Linked DNA regions of Homo sapiens: region 1 is linked to region 2. A link is a loop called in an ENCODE intact Hi-C map of the cell type or tissue named here. Cell type or tissue: IMR-90. All regions are shown on one strand. Region 1 overlaps LOC105370265 (a long non-coding RNA gene). Region 2 has its middle 50 kb from the start of KCTD12.

Region 1 (4,000 bases), 59 kb before region 2:
TGTGCATGTCACATCCATTCTAATCACACTAAAAGACACCTAACTAAACCCTCTTTCCTATCATGTAAAAGGTACCCATACTTGGCCATATTTTGCAGACAAGAATATGCAAACAAATTGCATTCTTTTTTGGAAGAAGTTCGACTTTAATAAAAGAAGCAGTAGTCACAAAGAAGAACCGCAGCTTTACAAAACATTTCCACATGGCTTATCAGTTCTAAGCTGTTAGTTGACAGTAAACATATGGAGGAAACTACAGTATTAAGGCAAAGATTTAAAAGGCCCCATAAAAATACCCGTATATTTAAATAAGAAATTTTCCAGACCCTCATACCTGGGTAAAATCAAAGCACATGTTATTAGATGCCTTTTAGTTTTTAAGAAAGAAGTTAATCTGCCATTTCCCCCATCATTAATAAAGCATGTGGTTACTTTTATGGCTGTCTACCTACTCAGATGATTGGGGGTTTCTGATAGAGTTTTCTAGTAAGGATAAATGCACTGGAGAGAAAAACATGAAAAAATCGTGATTCAGTAACAGAAGCAGAAAACTTTATAACATTTTTTCATTGGGAAGATTAACTTCTATATCATATGAATTGTCTCTATCATGAACAGCATCATACTAGAGATAGAAATGGATTCTGTTAGTCTTCAGTCACTTTTATGAAACAAAGCAGAGTGATTTAATTATATATTCTGAGACTCCAAATAAACTCTCCTTTTCTTGGCTCTTGCAATTTTCAATAAATATACACTAAGAGGTACAACTTTGGAGTTTCTTAACAAGTTCCCAAAAAAAATTTCTGATTTGTCAATTTGTCTAAATTCACTTAGAAAAAATATTTAAAGGATGATATACCAGAGTACACATCAGCAGAGTATCTTAAACAAATTTTCAAATACTCTCATTTGCTTTTGACAAAATCCATAGTACATTCTAATTTACAGTGCTGCAAAACAAGGATGTCTTCTATTTTTTAAAATTTTTATTTGACTTTGAAAGGTAATGAACTTTGCAAAAAAGTAAAATACTAAATTATGAGTAACAAGTGATTCCAGTTAGGTCCCAGGCCTAAAATCTGACTTCCCTCAGCTCAAAGAACTGACACATCCTCTAAAAACACAAACTATTTTTCTTGCATGTTTATAAGTGTTCATGTAAGTGTGGAGCAATAAGTTTTTCTTCTTCATTCAAAACCTGGAATATTTTGGTTCCAATTTGCATTTTTCATTGTCCTTCCACACTTTGGAATCTTAACAACACGCTGGTGAAAATCTCCTAAGCCGTAGCTCAGTGTTGCCAGCAGCCCTTGAATAAGTTTTTCTTTACTTGGTGAAGGTTAAGAACATTCTTTTTAATGGGCCCATTAATGGATATTATCTAAATTGGATTTTCATACTTCTGTGGAAAATCAAACAGAACACATATTTTGCTGGACATATCACAAGCTGTTTGCCCACCCCAGCGACTTGTGAGGATAGATATGTGGACAAGTCACTGACCTGTTTGTCTACATAAACAAGATGATTTGGGTCAAAATTATAATTAAAAATGAAGTTTCATCCTCTGTTGTAAAATACAAAAAATGGACAGGGCATGGTAGCTTATGCCTGTAATCCCAGCAGTTTGGGAGGCCAAAGCAGGAGGATCACTTGAGGCCAGGAGTTTGAGACAAGTCTGGGCAACATAGCAAGACCCTGTCTCTACAAAAAAATAAATAAATAAAATTATCTAGGCATGGTAGTACATACCTGTAGCTCCAGCTGCTCTGAAGGCTGAGGAAGGGAGGATTACTTAAGCCCAGGAGTTCAAGGCTGCAGTGAGCTAGGATCATGCCATTGTACCCCAGCCCAGGTGACAGAGCAGGACCCTGTCTCAGAAAAAGAAAAATAAGCACACACACATACAAAAAAAATTACAATAGTTTTTCTTCTACCTTCTGCCATAAAATTGTTTTTTCATCATCCCCGGGGACTTAGAGGCTATTTCAGATACAGCAGAAAACTTGAACAGAATGAAATGGGGAAGAAAGGGAAAGACATTCTTAAACATGGCATTTGAACATCTCTTTCCTACCTAAATGCAACTGAATGAGGACAATCTTTCTATGGTAGATAAAGAAAAAAATAATACTTGTGAGTGAAAAACAAGAGCACTCTAAGAAGCTGTGTTAACAAAGGATTAACCTACAAAATGCTAGCAAGATAGGGGAGGAAATTATAAGAAAATTAGACTGCATCTCTCCATACTGAACATAATAGTGCAACATTAGGCAAAGATTTTCATAGGTGTTGCCTTTATGAAAATCTACATGCATTTAGCCCTATTATTTAGTACATGTAGAATATAAACATTCTTAAAGACCTCAAAACAGTACTAATTGTGGATGTTTTATTTAAATTTAACATTTTACCAGGATCTGTAATTCATTGATTAAGGATTCATCTCTCTATTTTAGCTCTTGGTTTAAGGGTCCTAGTACAATATATGTCAATACAGGGCTATCTAGAGCATTAATTGAAAATGTCAAAAGTGTAATTTTTCATTACAGCAGAAATAGAATTATAAAAATTAGGTCCTTCAATTATAAATGACATTTGCCACTCTAGTCAAGGTTAGTCTTACATGTGGTTGGGGTCCAAGGTCAAATACAAAAGATTCCTTATTCCAAAATAACTGGTGCAGTTTTGTTTCCACCTTTAGCAAATATTTCCATTGTATTTGTTCTCAGTTATGATAGCCAAAATAACAGCTATATTTTATTGAGTATGTTCTATGTACCAGATAGTGTGTTCAACTCTTCATAATTGACATACATAAAGGAGTATTTAAGCATGGACACCAAAGTCAGACTTCATGCATTTGAACCCTGGCTCATGGGAAAATTACCTAACCTTGCTAAGCCTCAGATTTTTTAATGTAAAATGGATAGAATAATATCTATAAGCTTGTTGTGGAAAAGATGAGAACCATGGTGATTGAGAAAAGCTAAGCAATTTACCAAGATCACACACAGCTAGACCACGGAAGAACCGGACTCAAACCAAGTTCTTCTAATTCCAAGCTTTCTAATTCCTGTAAATTTCCATGGTTCTGAAACATGATCTCTGAGGGTCACTAGGATGGCATGCAGATAGAAGGTACCAAAAAACGATGAAGACACCATCACAAACAGTGTTTCTATTCCTGGGAGAGGACATAGACCTTTGGGGTCTTGGGTGACTTAAAGAAGACAAACCCTATTTAACTCTTAGAATCTTAGGAAATTATATTGATGACAGGTTGTTCATCTGGACGTCACAGGAGCTGATCAAGAGTTTCCAACCACCAGTGCATGACATACCACAGAACTCAAAACAAACAAACAAAATGTATTGAATGAACAGATGATTCAATTAATGAATTCTAAGAAACCTTATATAACCCTACAGTTTATGACAGAAGATGAAGATACATTGCAGGCAAGTTGGAATGGGTTGTCCTGTCCCTTAGTTGTGAGCCTCACAAGGGCAGTGACCACTCTTCAGTGACCACTCTATTTAAACCACTTGACTTATGCTGAGTTAACACTCAGTAAATAATTGTTGAATTGAATTGAATCAAATTGCCACAGTGACCTTCAACTATAACTCAGAGATATTTCACCCCTGCCTATTTTCTCCTAAACTCTCAACATCTAGCAATATTCAATTTGACATGCATTTGGATCCCACCCATATAAAGCAACTGCAAGGCAAAGGCCCAAAGCCTCACAGATCAGACATGTCAACTCAAGGGAAATGGATACATTCCACAGCAAAAGGAATGTTAGTTATTTTAAAAGGCTCTGTTTAATATACAACATAATGTAGGTTTACTGAGGAGTATAATACATGATACTGACCCAGATTTAATGCAGACCTTCCACCTTCATCATAGAATCTAGAAAAGTCTCATTTTTTGTAAGACGTTTGCTTGCATCAACAGCATTATGACTGCAGTGTCTTCTCTAAAATT
Region 2 (4,000 bases):
CCAGTTCAGTTATTTGCTTTATACTTGTATACTTGCTTTATGCACACTCACATACTCACACAGATTTTTATTCAATTTTGATAGATTAAAGCTGGTTGGTTTGAATATTGGCATTTTCTGAAATTTTATCTCAGTATAAAAACTAAATTATTTAGTCTAGATGTTCAAAACCATTAACACAGAAGAAAAACACTAGCAGGAAGTAATTCTGTTTGGTTCAGGTAGGTGACAAAATAAATTATACCTAAAGTTATATATAGCTGGAATAATTCAACTGTCTGCCTTTTGAGTTAGTGAACCATGCATGCTGCTTTACCTAATGGCTTCTAATCTGTACTGGACTTGGACTTTTCAAGATGAATGAAACTGATTAAGGCAACTCTCTCCTGCCAACTTCACCATATTTGGATGCAGCGTCTCATCCTTCCATCTCACCTGTCCAGGTATGATTTGCCTAGCAGTGATATTATTTGTTAGAGACAGGACAAATAAATGTCCATATTTATGTTATTTCTAGTTTTTGCAGGACTTTATAATTAATCATTAGGAAAAATCATAATGATGATAAAACTTAGAAAAATGCTAAAGAAGTAAGTATAACAGTTTAAAAAGAAAAAGATTTAAAAAGGAGATTCTGTCATTTGCCACAACACAGAAGGACCTGGAGGACATTATACTAAGCGAAATAAGGCAGATACAGAAAAAAAATTTGATCTCACTTATATGTGGAATGTAAAAACAGAAGGTCAAATATACAAAGATAGGCCAGGTGCGGTGGCTCACAACTGTAAATCCAGCAGATTGGGAGGCTGAGGAAGGTGGATCACTTGAGCCCAGGAGTTGAGACCAGCCTGGGTAACATAGCAAGACCCTGACCCTACCAAAAACAGAAAAAAATAGCTGGGCATAGTGGCACGCATCTGTAGTCCCAGCTATTTGGGAGGCTGAGGCGGGAGGATCCCTTGAGCCCGGGAGGCAGAGGTTGTGGTGAGCCGAGATCAAACCAATGCACTCCAGCCTAGGTGAAAAAGCCAGGCCCTGTCTCTCTCTCCACATAGATAGATAGATAGATAGATAGATAGATAGATAGATAGATAGATAGACAGACAGACAGACAGATAGATAGATGTATATGTATGTGTGTACATACACACACACAAAGCTAGAGAATAAAACAATGGTTACCAGGGTCTTCATGTGGTGGGGAAATGGGGAGATGTAGGTCAAAGGATACAAAGTACTAAATATGTAAGAAATAGGTTGAAAGATCTAATGTACAGCATGAAGACTATAGTTAATAGTTGTGTATTGTAGTCAAGATCTTTGCTAAATGAGTAAACTATAGCTGCTCTTGCCACAGGGGGAAAATGTGGGTAACTATGTGAGTTGGGGGAGATGTTAGTTAATTTATTCCACTATAGTAGCCATTTTACTATATATATGTATCTTATAACATCGTATTGTATACCTTCCATATACATAATAAAATATATTTTATAAATAAATAAATGTATATATTGTGATTTGGTTGCCCAGAAAAGAAAGAAAGAAAGAAGAAAGAAAGAAAGAAAGAAAGAAAGAAAGAAAGAAAGAAAGAAAGAAAGAAAGAAAGAAAGAAAGAAAGAAAAAGAAAGAAAGAAAGAAAGAAAAAGAAACAGAAGAAGTTGCAGAGCAAAATAATGAGGAGACTGGGCCAGACTGCAAGGTGAAACTCCTGGTCTCCCCACTTGCTAGTGAGATGACTTTGGATAGGTGATTTAATCATTGAAAAGTCTCTGCCAGATGCAGTGGCTCACGCATGTCATCCCAGCATTTTGGGAGGCCGAGGTGGGCAGATCACTTGGGGCCAGAAGTTCGAGACCAGCCTAGTCAAAATGCCAACATGCCCGTCTCTATTAAAAATACAAAAATTAGCCATTCGTAGTGGCACATGCCCATAATACCAGCTACCTGGCAGGCTGAGGTGGGAGAATTGCTTGAACCCAGAAGGCGGAGGTTGCAATGAGCCAAGATTGTGCGCACTCCAACCTGGGCGACGGAGAGAGACTCCATCTAAAAAAAAAAAAGAAAGAAAAAGAAAAGTCTCAGCTGCCCAATGTGTAAAATGGGAATAATAATAGTAGTTCCTATCTCATAATGTAAGGTTGATAAGATTATTTTAAGTAATTTATATGCAGCATGTAAATCAGAGTTGGGCACATAGGAAACCATATGTGCTAGCATTTTTAATATCATTATCATCATTATTATAAGGCACCATGATAATAATTAAGTCTATTAATTCCAGTAATTCTCAAGGAATAATTTCATGGAATCACAGAGTAGTTCATACACACACACACACACACACACCCACACACAAAAAAACACACATACACACACACACACCCTCCTTTTCCAGCACTTCTGGGAATGTTTGATGTTTGAAATATAGAGGGAAGGGGAAGCTTCCCAAGAGATTATATTACAAGGGTTAGTTATCAGAAAAGAATGCTGTGGCAAACTCTGTTGCTTGAATGATCCGACCCCACTTCCAGCCTCTTCCCTAGTTCCCCTTCCAGCTAGGAATGGCAAGTGACACAGTTCAGCCAGAAAAGACATCTCTCTTCCTCCTGCAGAAATGATGCCTGGGCTGTGAGACCATTCCTGTGGCCATGAAGGAAACCTCCAAAGAATCAGAGACCTTGGTGCTAGCATTGCTGAGTCCCTGAATCAGTGCCAACAACAACCCACCTACATATTTTGCATCCTCTATGAAAAACAACCCCCTTTGAATTCAGGTTTTCTAACACATACAGCCAAAAGCCTACCTGGCTGATACATTTATAGACTACATTGCTGTTGAGACTGCCCGAGAGACACCTGTCTGCAGAGCTCATGTTTACCCATTATCACTTGTGCCTGCTTTCTTTTCCCAGGGTATAACGAGTTCCTTGGTGTGCTCCTGTTGCTATTTTCAGTCTTCCACCTCTCCTTGCATAAGTCAAAACTTGGGAATATCCAGGCAGCCTTTCCTTCCAGCTCTTCCCCATACCTTCTGCTTGCTCCCAAGTGCTAATCTCACTTCCAGCTATTTATGCTGCAGGCTCTTCATTTCTTGCCTTCCAAGCAGCCACATTCTGGGTGATACAGAACCAGGGTACCTGTTACTGGTGCTACTAAATACCCCAACACAAACATCACAAGATTCCTTTTCAGTGTCACCAGGAGTAGGGACATTCATCTTCCCATTAAAGACAAATTAACCACTTGCCTGTCTCTACCTTGTCAGTTTTACTACCTTAGTCTCCACCGGTTCTCAAAAAGCCCTCCTGCCCACTCAGTCCTTCATCCCTGCCTGCTCTCTGTTGAAGTCTGTTCCGCTCCATACCCAACAACACTGGTAAAGGCTGCGCCATCTTTGAATAGTGTTTCCATTTATTATTTTGTGTTATTGTTATTTAGACAATCAAATCGTTCACTTAAATGAATACATTATGAACATATTTTAAATTGCCTATGGACTTATTTAAGATAACAATTCCTCAGATCTAAAATTATTTACCCATTTTTGTTAAAAAAGGAAAAATTGGGGCTTGAATTAGGTGATTGATAATTTTATTTTTCTTCATAAAATTAGCCCATATTCTGAAAATGTTTAATATCATATAAAAAATTATAGTCATATGGGTTAAACCATAATGTCAGTAAAACAGCATCTACATTAGTCTGGGGGAAAAAAACTATATTCTGCCACCAGCAGAAAGATGAATTTTGTTGGCCTTTGAAAGTCAGAGGATTAACTAGTGTTTGGGGGGAAATGTTTTAAAAGATACAGAACCTGTCTTATTTTCTGCTTCATGAACTAGTAACACAAACACTGGAGAGGCTGTGATGGGTGTGTTCCAGCTGTCTGCTAACAGATGAGGCTTTTGAGGTTGTGAGCCAAAGGAACAGCAAACACCATTCTGTGTTTAATAAGCCTTATACTCTCCAGTATTGAGATTACCCGTGACAGAGT

The links. A loop is a pair of places that touch in the nucleus more often than their neighbours do. Peaks named below come from ENCODE experiments on the same cell type or tissue, not always from the same donor. Only the 100,000 strongest peaks of a DNase experiment are listed, where the experiment ranks them.
Region 1: a loop joins it to region 2, with 4 times the contacts of the local background. A loop is called at or near these places in 1 of 110 quality-filtered maps.

The regions. Positions count from the first base shown.
Region 1 is chr13:76,775,323-76,779,322 of GRCh38, forward strand. All of the region lies in intron 1 of LOC105370265 (a long non-coding RNA gene), which reads right to left. Among named protein-coding and RNA genes, the nearest start is that of KCTD12, 110 kb to the right of the region's middle. In IMR-90, no CTCF peak of the experiment used is centred here; no DNase peak of the experiment used is centred here; H3K27ac peaks cover 158 bases.
Region 2 is chr13:76,834,034-76,838,033 of GRCh38, forward strand. No RefSeq gene overlaps it. Among named protein-coding and RNA genes, the nearest start is that of KCTD12, 50 kb to the right of the region's middle. In IMR-90, no CTCF peak of the experiment used is centred here; a DNase peak (open chromatin) is centred at 2,458.